Regions from separate parts of the Homo sapiens genome. Here all the other regions are linked to region 1. Evidence: chromatin contacts called from ENCODE Hi-C or POLR2A ChIA-PET data. All regions are on one chromosome and are shown on one strand. Each heading gives the region's core, a stretch centred on a gene start or an enhancer-like site at or near the end of the contact. The rest is flanking DNA. Distances are from core to core; before and after follow the strand shown. Region 1 holds the start of MX2 (MX dynamin like GTPase 2). Region 2 has its middle 32 kb from the start of RSPH1. Region 3 overlaps UBASH3A (ubiquitin associated and SH3 domain containing A). Region 4 holds the start of UBASH3A (ubiquitin associated and SH3 domain containing A).

Region 1 (2,538 bases), core at 14-2,513:
GGGAAACAGAGCAGGAAGACCCTGTCTCAAAAAAGAAAAAGAAAAAAAAATTGTACATCCGAAGGGAGTCAAAAGTGCTTCAGGGGTTGGCGCGGGGCTGGGAAGTAGAGCAGAGTAAACGGAGGAGAGGGTGCGAGGAAAGATAGCTTGGAATCCTGATCTTTTTAAACAGCTAGAGACAACATTCTAAACACAAAATGAGAAAGAACAGTGTTCAAAAGGTGTCATCAAAGCCGAATGGGGTGGCTTACGCCTGTAATCCCAGTGCTTTGGGAGGTTGAGGCGTAAGGACTTCTTGAGCCAGTGAGTTTGAGACCAGCCTGGGCAACATAGAGAGCCCCTGTCTCTACAAAAAGAAATAAAATTAACCAGGTGTGGTGGTGCACACCTGTAGTCCCAGCTACTTGGGAGGCTGAGGTGGGAGGATCCCTTGAGCCCGGGAGCTTGAGACTGCAGTGAGCCATGATCACGCCACTGCACTCCAGCCTGGGGAACAGAACGAGAACTTCTCTCAAAAAAAAAAAAAAAAAAAAAAAAAAGAAAAAAAAACTGCGTCATCAATACCACCATGTCTCCTTTCCGCTCTATATCAATTATAAAATGGACTTCAGCCCCCAGAGTGCAGGCGATCCAGGGTGCAGTGGTCCAGAGTGCTGGAGTTGGCCCCTACTGGCTGGGAACTGGCCACGGTGGGAGCATTCACACCATGAGAACGGAAGAGAATCGGCAAAGGCTAGAAATCAGGCACCACCCTCTGCCCTGCCCCGCCCCATGAGAGCCAATTTCCCAGCATATCACCGTCACTAAGGTTACGTCAGAGCATCACAAATACCACAAAAGAAGGAACACTTGAAACCCTCCGAGACGACTTTTCGGGCACAAAGCTCCTTACTCAACCCCCAGACTTTGTAGGACGCTGAGCAAAGCTGTCCTAAAAACCACCCCTTTGCGTCCACCCGACTTTTGGCCAGATCAGGATGGAGGCCACCCTGTCCCCAGGGCCAGCCACTTCCCCTCCAGAGCCTCTTTGTCTGTGCACAAGGCTACTGTGGGCTGGTGGCAACATGGGCCCTTTCTGCTCCTCACACCAGAATCTTATCTTTGTGGCTCCTGCCTCCCAGCACAAGCCACATTCACCAAGCAGATGTCACGTTACTCAGGAAATATTTTTTAAACACGCATCTGCTGTGCATCAGACACAAAGCAGCCCTCCCTGCACCGGCCCCGCTCTTACCGCTGCACGTTCAGGATGGAGAAATCATCTCTTCCCTTTCCTCCACTTCACTTTTATGTGGCATATGAACCACTCCCTCCCCTGCTCCGTCATCAACAAACAGGGAGAGAAATGAAACTACTTGATCTGGCCACAGAAATGAAACTGAGTTATCAGCGTGCTCTCCAGATGACTCACAGAGTGGTCCCCAAACTCCAGCTGCATCCGAATCCTGGGAGAGCTGTGGAGACGGGGCGGCTGTCCCCCCACCCCCGCCAGAGAGTCTGATCTGTCAGGTCTGGGCTGGGCCTGAGAATCAGCATTGCTAACAGATTCCAGGGGAGGCTGGCATGGGGGCAGCTCAGAGTGGCTCAGTCACTGGAAGGTTCTGCCCTGACAGTGCCATCCAGTACCACCTGTGTGGCTCTGAAATGTGACTACTGCGACCAAGGAACTGGACTTCGAACTCCATGTAATTTGAATGAATAGCCACGTGTGGTTCGTGTATCGGGCCTCACAGATGCACTCCTGTTACAGCCGAGGACATGCTCTCAGGTACATGATCTGGACGCTCTGAGCTGTCCTGCTTAGCTTCATGCCTGAGCCGCACCTGACAAATGTCACCTCTCCCCTCATTAGGTGCGGAAAACCCAAAGAAGGAGGGTCAACAGCTTTCTCCAAGCACCCGTGCCTGAGGTCCCCGCCGCAAAACCAAGACGGTTTTCTTCCCATTGGAGATAAGGAGGCCCCAGGACAAACCCCAGGCTCCGGAACTCAGCCCTGAGCCAGCTGCATGTCATCTTTCTGGTCCTCAGTTACTTTTCACCTGCAAAAGTGAAGGTGCACAACCGCATGCTCCCTAAGGCTTCCTGCTCTGTGACCAAAGTCAAGGAGGGCCAGGCATTCCCATCACCAGAGCCAAGAGGTCTGGGAACCTCCAGGAGGAGCCCTCCAGACACCGGGGAGGGGACCAAGCCTCTCAAGGACTGGCAGTGATGGCTGGGAGGGAGGAAGCAGGCTCTCAGCTCTCCTATCCACCCGTGATCCTCTCCCAGACATCAACACTATACGTTTAAAAAAACTCCTGAGCTCCTCTTGGCTAAGTCATTGTAGTGACTTCCCTTGAGTGCAGGCTTAACTTTACGGAAGATATTTAGAAACTTAACATGTTTTTCAAAACCTTGGCATTAGAAATATTAACACCAGGAGATCATCGTCAGGATCACCTATCCCTGAACCACTTCTCTTCCCAAGAGCCCGGGCGGACAGAGGCTGAGGAGTGAGGGGAGGAATGTGAATCTCAGACTTGGCAGCGTGATGTGACA
Region 2 (2,538 bases), core at 25-2,524, 1.1 Mb before region 1:
GAATCGTAAGGCTTCTGTTTAAGAATTGCTTAAGCAGATCCTGAATTCCAGCAGAACAGCTGTTGCCAACCGGTTTGAAGATCCCCACAACAGGAACCGAGTCAGCATGAGAACACCATTTTTCCATCTCCCTGTCCACGGCTTCATTCCACTCTCCAACCTATCAACCATCTCCACACTGCAGCCTACGCCAAAACCCTTAAAAACCCTAGCCCCACACTCCTTGGGGAGATACAGTTGAGGTTTCCTGCCATTTCCTCTTCTGGTAGCCCCATGATTAAGCCTCTTTCTCTGCTGCAGCCCAGGGTCTTAGCATATTGATTTGCAGAGTGCATCAGGCAATGGACCTATTACAGGTACAAGGGAATCACACTATGAGAATGCTTTTCTTTCTTTTCTTTTCTTTTTTTTTTTTTTTTTTAAGAGATGGGGTCTCACTCTGTTCCCCAGGCTGGAGTGCAGTGGTGCAATCACAGCCCACTATACCCTCAACCTCTTAATTCAAGAGATCCTGCTACCTTAGTCTCCTGAGTAGTGGGACTATAGGTGAATACCACCAAGCCAGTCTCATTTTTTTTATTTTTTGTAAAGACAGGGTCTTGCTATGTTGCCCAGGGTGGTCTTAAACTCCTGGGCTCAAGCGATCCTCCCGCCTTGGCCTCCCAAAGCGCTGGGATTACAGCCATGAGCCACCAAACCCAGCTGAATACTTTTATTTCTAAACCTAAAGTAGCATGCAGCACTGGAATTCTGGAAGCCCTCAAGCAGGATTACAGACCCCAGGCCCTGCTGGAGCTGGTCAGCCACTACTCTCCTAAGTCACTCTTCCTTAGGGCTGCTGGCCCTGGGGTGGGGAGGGGACCATGCCCTGTGTTTACTGCCTCTGTCCCTGTCCACCGCTGCTGCTCTGTGGTTTACAGAGACAAGCGTCATTGCAGGGCCCACGTCATCGCGCCTTCCCCATCTCCACCTTGCTGCGCTCCTGCCTCACACTCACACGTGGTACCCTCGCCCGACCTGACCCGTACTTCCTGCCCCATGCTCCTCTTTTCCTCAGCCACTTCCTCCCACTTCACCCCGCACAGAGGCCTTCCCTGCCTCTAGACTCTTTAAGGCCTCTCTGGTGTCCTCTTTCCTGGCTCTTTTGTTTTTCTTTATGCTGTTAAACCAGGTTTAGCCTCCGTACATACTTAAGTTCAGCCTAAAGGGTTCTCTGTAAGTCGTGAACACTAACAAGTGGAGGTGTAAGCAGATTGGCCTACACCTGTGCCAATCACTGAGTTTTGGCCAATCAAATGCAGCCAACTGTTCGAACTGTATCCAAATAGGCAAATGCCGAGCTGTAAACAATGCAGCTGCATCCCTACCTCACTTCTGTTTTCCGTACTTCACTCTCCTTTTTCTGTCCATAAATATGCTTCCATCACGTAGCTGGAGTCTCTAAGCCTACCCTGGCTCAGAAGGCTGCCTGATTCGCATCGCAAATCATTCATTGCTCAATTAAACTCCTTTAAATTTAATTTGGCTGAAGTTTTTTTTTTTTTTTTTACCAATGCCATTTACCATAATTAGCAATTCATCCAGTCAATAACTATTTCTGGAAAGCTAAGGGTGTGCCAGGCACTGTGCCTGGGGCTGGGGTAGGCCAGGGATGCCCTCCAAGCATTCGTTATTCGGACCCCGTATTAGAAAGTTGGTAGAGAAGCAAAAGTGGTCAGACTGCCTTGAAAATATTTGCCACAAACGCACCATTTAAAGGCTGCACCCTCACTGAACACCTGCCCTGTTTAGCCTGAGCATCTCTCTGCCTCTAACCATTGTGTCCACGCCCTTGGCAATCAGTTTTTCTGATTGTCAAATTTTCCACAACACAATACAAATATAACACCAATGGATGGCAAAGGGAAATTTTCAATCTTGGAAACGCTGTAAGGTTTCATGGAATTGATTAACATTATGTGGGGGACTACTCAAATTATACACAAAGCTACTGACAAAGGAGGTTCTGGAAAAATGAGACTAAGTAACAATAGGGTATGAGACTGTCAACAACTAGTCCTTTGTTTCCTTACTTAGGGGGATAAAAGAAAAAACAAACAAACAGAAACAAACCAGCCCTGACAAAACAAATAATTTAATTCAAAGGATGATGAAGAGCTCTTGGGAAAATTAAAGGCCATACATATTTTTGTAAAAATGACTCTTTTGCTGAACACATGATGTATTAAGTCAAACATGAAGTTAAAAATGTTGCGTTCTGCTATCATAAAACATAGTCAGAAAATGTATAAGAACTCTACTGCCACCATTAATGTTGACTTACTATTATTTTAAGAATTTGGGCATAGTTGCAATTTTGCCTAATTTACCTTTTCAAAATACAAGGTAAAATGGACCAATGTTCATAATTTTTAATTGATCAAGATAGACTCTAAATCAAACCCTACTTCTCACTATTTACTTTGTATTTTGGTTTAACAGGATATGCTGTGCATGACTTTGTACTGTTTATCTCCTGATAAGGAGAACTTCCTGCTG
Region 3 (2,538 bases), core at 12-2,511, 1.1 Mb before region 1:
GGGGCCAAGGCACCGGGGCAGGTGACGTCTTGGGGACCTCTTGGCTCATGAATGAGGGAATGGGATGAGAACTCGGGATTCAGCTGCCTTGAGGAGCTCAAGGTGGGGCACTCTGCCATGAAGGGGTGGCTCCCTGTCTGCCCAGAGCAGACAGACCAGGGCAGGACCCCCGGCACCCTCAGACCTGGGAGGCCCCCTTGCTGACCACGCTCTAGGGCAGGGAGGATGTGTCTATGGAACAAAAGCTACACCTACGAAGCTGTGTCCACCGTGAAGTTAATACAAAGTGTAGTTTTGCTTAGTTTACTTAAAAGAAAAAAGGGAATGTTCTATTACCTGCAAGGCCTGTAAGCTGCTAAGACTCCTTGCCGTTTGTGGAAGAAATTCCCCGCTGCATCTGCTGCTGGCTTCACCATCCTTTCTGGAGTTCAGGTCTGTGGCTAGACTGAAGGTGTACATCCTGCAGGGGAAGGAAAGCACGGCTTGAACAGAAGTGAGACCATGTTGTTGCCATGGAGACCCAGCATCTGGTCATGTATGTACTTGAGAATGTCCGGGACAACCTCAGCAGAAAGGTTCCCATGAGCACAAAATGAAGTAGCGTGTGCAAAGTGCTCAGGACTCAGGAAGTGTGGATGATGTGTTTGTTTTATTACAATGATCACCGTCTATGATGGGTAATTTTACATGTCAACGTGGCTAGGCCACAGTACCCAGGTATTGGGTCAAATGTTATTTTAGATGTCACTGTGAAGGTATTTTTTTAGAATGAGATTAACATTTAAGTCACTAGGCTGAGTAAAGCAGAGACCACCCTTCAGATGATGGGGCTGTTGGACTCCATGGTGCTGGCTCAATCTTTTTAAATAGCTGAAAGTCCTTATTAAAAACATTTAAAGCTTTTTAAATCAGAAAATGGTCCTTGAATGTCTCGACACATCACTGTGAGTGGGTCTCATCCAACCAGTTGAAGGCCTTAAGAGGAAACGAACTGGGGTCCCATGAGGAAGGGGAAATCCTGCCTCCAGACCACCTTTGGACTTGAGCTGTAACCTCAACTCTTCCCAGGGTCTCCCATCTGCCAGCCTGCCCTGCAAATTGTGCACTTGCCAGGCTCACAGTCTTGAACCAATTCCTTCAACTAGATCTCTCTCTCTCTTTCTCTCTCGGTCACTCTCTGTCTCTCTGTCTTTGTCTCTGTCTCTGTCTGTGGGGAACCCTGACTAATACACCATCCCCTTTGATCCACTCTGGGAGGAACTGACACACCACCACAGTTTACTGTTCTCAGCCATGCACAGGGCATGTTTCTATTTATCCAGCCCATTTGCAAATGTTTGCATTTCTCCCATAGAGGTCTCAAGTCCCCACATTCTCATAAAACCAGCAGTAGCTCCCACTCCTCCACCGAGACCCGTCCAGAGCCAGGAAGGGCATCTTTTCTTCTGCATCTCAGCATCTGCGTTACACATGATCTTCTCACACTATTACCTGCCCTGTCTCCATCTATAAACTATGGCAGGTCCAGGCCAATTTACTTTGCATCTTCTCAAGCTGTCAGATGCCATTAGATAGGAAATGCACACTTGAGTTGATCCTAAGTAGACCAAGAATATAGATAGTCTCATTGGAACAATCGACAGTTTCCTCTTCAAATTAACATGCTCAGAGCAGTGAGGCACAATTCATAGCCCCACATTAGCACAGGAAATATTGGTTGGTTTCCCCTTCCTGAGGGCAAGGCGAGGGCACCCACAGCCTCCCTGCGGCTCGCTCTGCAGACAGTAGGGCTTTGCTATCAACTGATGACATCTGTGAGGTTTACAGAGAGAAACGGAGTGCATTTTGCTAGTCTTTCAAATGAAATACAATCAAGATTATGCTGTGAACATGGGTGACGGAAGGAGAAAGAAAAGAGCTTAGCATTTTCACATTTCCATTTTTCTCTTTGACTTAAGAGAGCCTCTTGACAGTAACTTACACCATGAAACAGATGTGTTTGAATTCTCCCTGGTTCTTAAAAGGACATAGCTGCCATCTGGGGGTTGCATCACTACGTCCCTGTGTTCATTTCCTGGGGCGGCCATAACAAAGTCCCACAGCTGAGCGGCTTCAACGACAGCCACAGATGCCCTCATAGTCCTGGAGGCTGCGAGTCTGAGGTCAAGCCACCATTGAGGCTGGTCTCTCTTGAGGCCTCTCTCCTTGGCTTGTAGACAGGTACTTCTCCTCGTTTCCTCACAGGCTGTCCCTCTGTGTGTGTCTGTGTCCTCATTTCTTCTTATAAGGACACCAGACATATTGGATCAGGGCCCACTCTAATGCCCTCATTTGAACTTAGTCACCTCTTTAAAGACCCTGTCTCCAAATAAGTTCACATTCTGAGGTGTTAGGGGTCAGGACCTCCACATATGAATGTTGGCAGAATGCAATTTAGCCCTTAATTGTACCTTTCTTATGTCTGAGATATTTGCTGTAAACTTGCTCTGAGGTTTTTGAAGTAATCTGCTGTGTCTGTCTTCAGTGTTGGGAAAGTCC
Region 4 (2,538 bases), core at 25-2,524, 1.0 Mb before region 1:
CGACAAAGCCCTGATTTGGGGAGAAGAAATGGGTTTGTCTAGCTTCAGAGTTACTTCACCCAATTTGGCCAAGCTTTTGTTATAGTGTGGAAGGAAAGTTTAGCTCCTTCCCCAACCCAAAGTTACCTAAAGTGTGTTTCTGATACATTTTTCCATGTGAAAAAATGAATGGGTCAGATTTAAAGTGTGTTTCTGATACATTTTTCCATGTGAAAAAATGAATGGGTCAGATTTAAGGCACTGGTTTGCCATGAAAGCTGTAACCCAATGTTGGTGTCGTGGCCTCCCTCTCCGAGAGTGGTAACTCTGAAGGCTAAGCTCTTCCACATGCAGGCCTTTCCCTTGGGTAAGCAGGGTCGCGCTCACACTGTGTCTGAAGTTTCCTACCCATTTGTTTCGTTATCAGACACTCAAGGGATTGTCTCTGAGGACAAGTGACTTTCCCCGGGCAGCGTGGAAGCACAGCCCTGCTGACAGTTGGTCCCAGTGTTAGAGACTCAGCGGGCTTTGGGGCCTTTCACGTTAGAGTTTGAATATCTTGAAACGCCACTTTCAGAGTCACTGAGCTGCACACAAAGAGATTACAACCAGGCCCCAATCTCCTCCAAACCCCCAAAATGGGGCACCCAGAGTAATACATGGCTTCTGATTTTCACAAATTTCAGGGTCCCCCAGTCAGCCAGCCGAGCTGGTCTTTAAAAGGTCAAGAATATCAGGGGTATTCTTGTGCCTCCCTGGGCCACACATAAAATACGCTAACACTAATAATAGCTAATGAGCTAAAAAAAAAATCTCATAATATTTTAAGAAAGTTTACCAATTTGTGTTGGGCAGCCAACACAAATTGAACAGGGCAGCCTTAGGAGGCTGAGGTGGGATGATGGCTTAAGCCCAAAGCTGTCCTGGGCCTCATGTGGGTTGGACAAGCTTGGTCAAGATCACCTCATTTACGAGAAGCAGAAGAGGGCCCTGTGAAGAGGCAGTGTCTTACCCTGCAAGGTGCACTGCTTTGGCAGGAAGCCGTACCCTACACCCCTGCAGCTCCATGCCGGGGGCCGCAGCAGGGTCTGGCACCAGCCTTACTGGCTGGGCCCCGGGGTCTCTGGGCAGTACTCACGCGGTGTGCACCGGGAAGCCCATGGCCAGGAGGGGCTCCAGGAGCGAGGGGCTGCTGCGGCTCTTGAGCTTGTTGGAGACCTTGGCGTAGAGCTGCGTCTCCCCCGCTGCCATCTCTTCCTGCCCTTAGGCCAAGAAGCTCGCCTGCACACAGAAATGAGGAGATAAAGCAAGAGGGGGAGAGGCAAGGCTGAGGCTGTGAAGAAAAACCTCAAGCTCTTTTTGATCTTTCTGACAAAAGTTGATATCCTGTTTGCATGAGATATCAGTTTTCAGAATTCTGTTTGCAGGATGCTGGGTGCAGCGTCCACCAATCCTAACTGTTTCCACCACGGGAGTTTGAGGCTAAAGGTCCAACCGAGCCCCTGCACGGGATCAGCCTCTGTAGGGACTTGGCTAGTATTCGGGAGCAAGAATGCGTGAGAGCATGGGGGAAGGAAGCGGAGGAGAAGTCAGGGAATGAGTTCCCTCCTGGATCCTGCTGGCCCCCTGCCCTGACCCACCCTGGATCCCAGTCTCCTTGTCTGTGAACAAGACATTAAACCCCACTCTATCTATTGTCTCGGATTGCTGGAAAACTTACTGGTTCTTTCAGTCATTCATTGACTTGTTTTTTTATTTTAAAAACTTTAAAAGCTTTATATGTGTACAGAAAAGTTGATGAATCATATGTGTATAGCTCAAGGAATTTCCATAAATGAGCCCACACCCCTAATTCCCCCACGACCCAAAATCAAACAGGGCAACCAGGGGAATTTTGTACCTCCTCCACCCAAGGGGACATTTGGAAATGTCTGGAGACATTTTTGTTTCCAAAATGAGGCGGGGGTGGTGGTGGGTGGGGTGGACATCGTGGTACCGGCACTAGTGGGTAGAGGCCGGGAATGTCACAGTGCCCAGGACAGTCTCCCCAACAAAATTTCACTAGTGCCAAGGTGGAGATAGCCTGCTCTGGAACATTCTCAGAACCTCAGATGCACCTCTGCCCCCAGCTCAGCCTCCTCCAGTTATCTCCTCCCTCCCCCAGAAAGTAAACTGCTGTATCACTTGTATATGAATTGTGCCTGTGGTTGAGCCTTATGTAAATAGAACCATATAGCATATTCTCTATCATATCTCATTTCTTTTTCCTCAAATTATGCCTGTAAAATTTATCCACATTATTGCTTGTAGCCACAGTTAGTTCACTGTTATTGCTGTGTAGTATTTGATTAATAAATATACCAGCCAGGCGTGGTGGCTCACGCCTGTAATCCCAGCACTTTGGGACTTTGGGAGGCCAAGGGGGGGGTGGATCACCTGAGGTCAGGAGTTCGAGACCAGCCTGGCCAACATGTTGAAACCCTGTCTCTACTAAAAAATACAAAAATTAGTTGGGCATGGTGGTGCATGCCTGTAATCCCAGCTACTCAGGAGGGTGAA

The links. Hi-C counts contacts between places; a loop is a spot of excess contacts on that map. ChIA-PET counts read pairs that join two places held with the same protein, here RNA polymerase II (POLR2A). Pooled maps may share reads with other maps.
Region 2: a map with no recorded cell type shows a loop between it and region 1 (6-fold over the local background). The contact joins the enhancer-like site here to the promoter of MX2 in region 1. A Hi-C loop is called at or near these places in 3 of 37 single-sample maps with no recorded cell type and 4 of 50 pooled maps.
Region 3: a pooled map shows a loop between it and region 1 (5-fold over the local background). The contact joins the enhancer-like site here to the promoter of MX2 in region 1. A Hi-C loop is called at or near these places in 1 of 37 single-sample maps with no recorded cell type and 5 of 50 pooled maps. POLR2A ChIA-PET finds 5 or more read pairs at or near these places in 2 of 52 experiments (GM12878 and OCI-LY7).
Region 4: a pooled map shows a loop between it and region 1 (6-fold over the local background). The contact joins the promoter of UBASH3A here to the promoter of MX2 in region 1. A Hi-C loop is called at or near these places in 4 of 37 single-sample maps with no recorded cell type and 7 of 50 pooled maps. POLR2A ChIA-PET finds 5 or more read pairs at or near these places in 2 of 52 experiments (GM12878 and OCI-LY7).

What each region holds. Positions count from the first base shown.
Region 1 is chr21:41,360,752-41,363,289 of GRCh38, reverse strand. MX2 (MX dynamin like GTPase 2) reads right to left here and starts at 1,263. Exons shown (of 14, transcript NM_002463.2): 1 at 1,235-1,263. RefSeq lists enhancers at 719-1,558, 1,579-1,838.
Region 2 is chr21:42,462,792-42,465,329 of GRCh38, reverse strand. No RefSeq gene overlaps it. Among named protein-coding and RNA genes, the nearest start is that of RSPH1, 32 kb to the left of the region's middle. RefSeq lists an enhancer at 942-1,453. Within about 2 kb of position 1,274, at least 15 of the 41 ENCODE cell types and tissues checked have a DNase peak (open chromatin) inside an H3K27ac peak, as active enhancers do.
Region 3 is chr21:42,424,619-42,427,156 of GRCh38, reverse strand. It overlaps UBASH3A (ubiquitin associated and SH3 domain containing A), which reads right to left. Exons shown (of 15, transcript NM_018961.4): 8 at 337-460. Among named protein-coding and RNA genes, the nearest start is that of UBASH3A, 22 kb to the right of the region's middle. Within about 2 kb of position 1,261, at least 6 of the 41 ENCODE cell types and tissues checked have a DNase peak (open chromatin) inside an H3K27ac peak, as active enhancers do; they include GM12878, where a contact is called at or near this core.
Region 4 is chr21:42,402,638-42,405,175 of GRCh38, reverse strand. UBASH3A (ubiquitin associated and SH3 domain containing A) reads right to left here and starts at 1,274. Exons shown (of 15, transcript NM_018961.4): 1 at 1,118-1,274. The coding sequence starts at 1,230.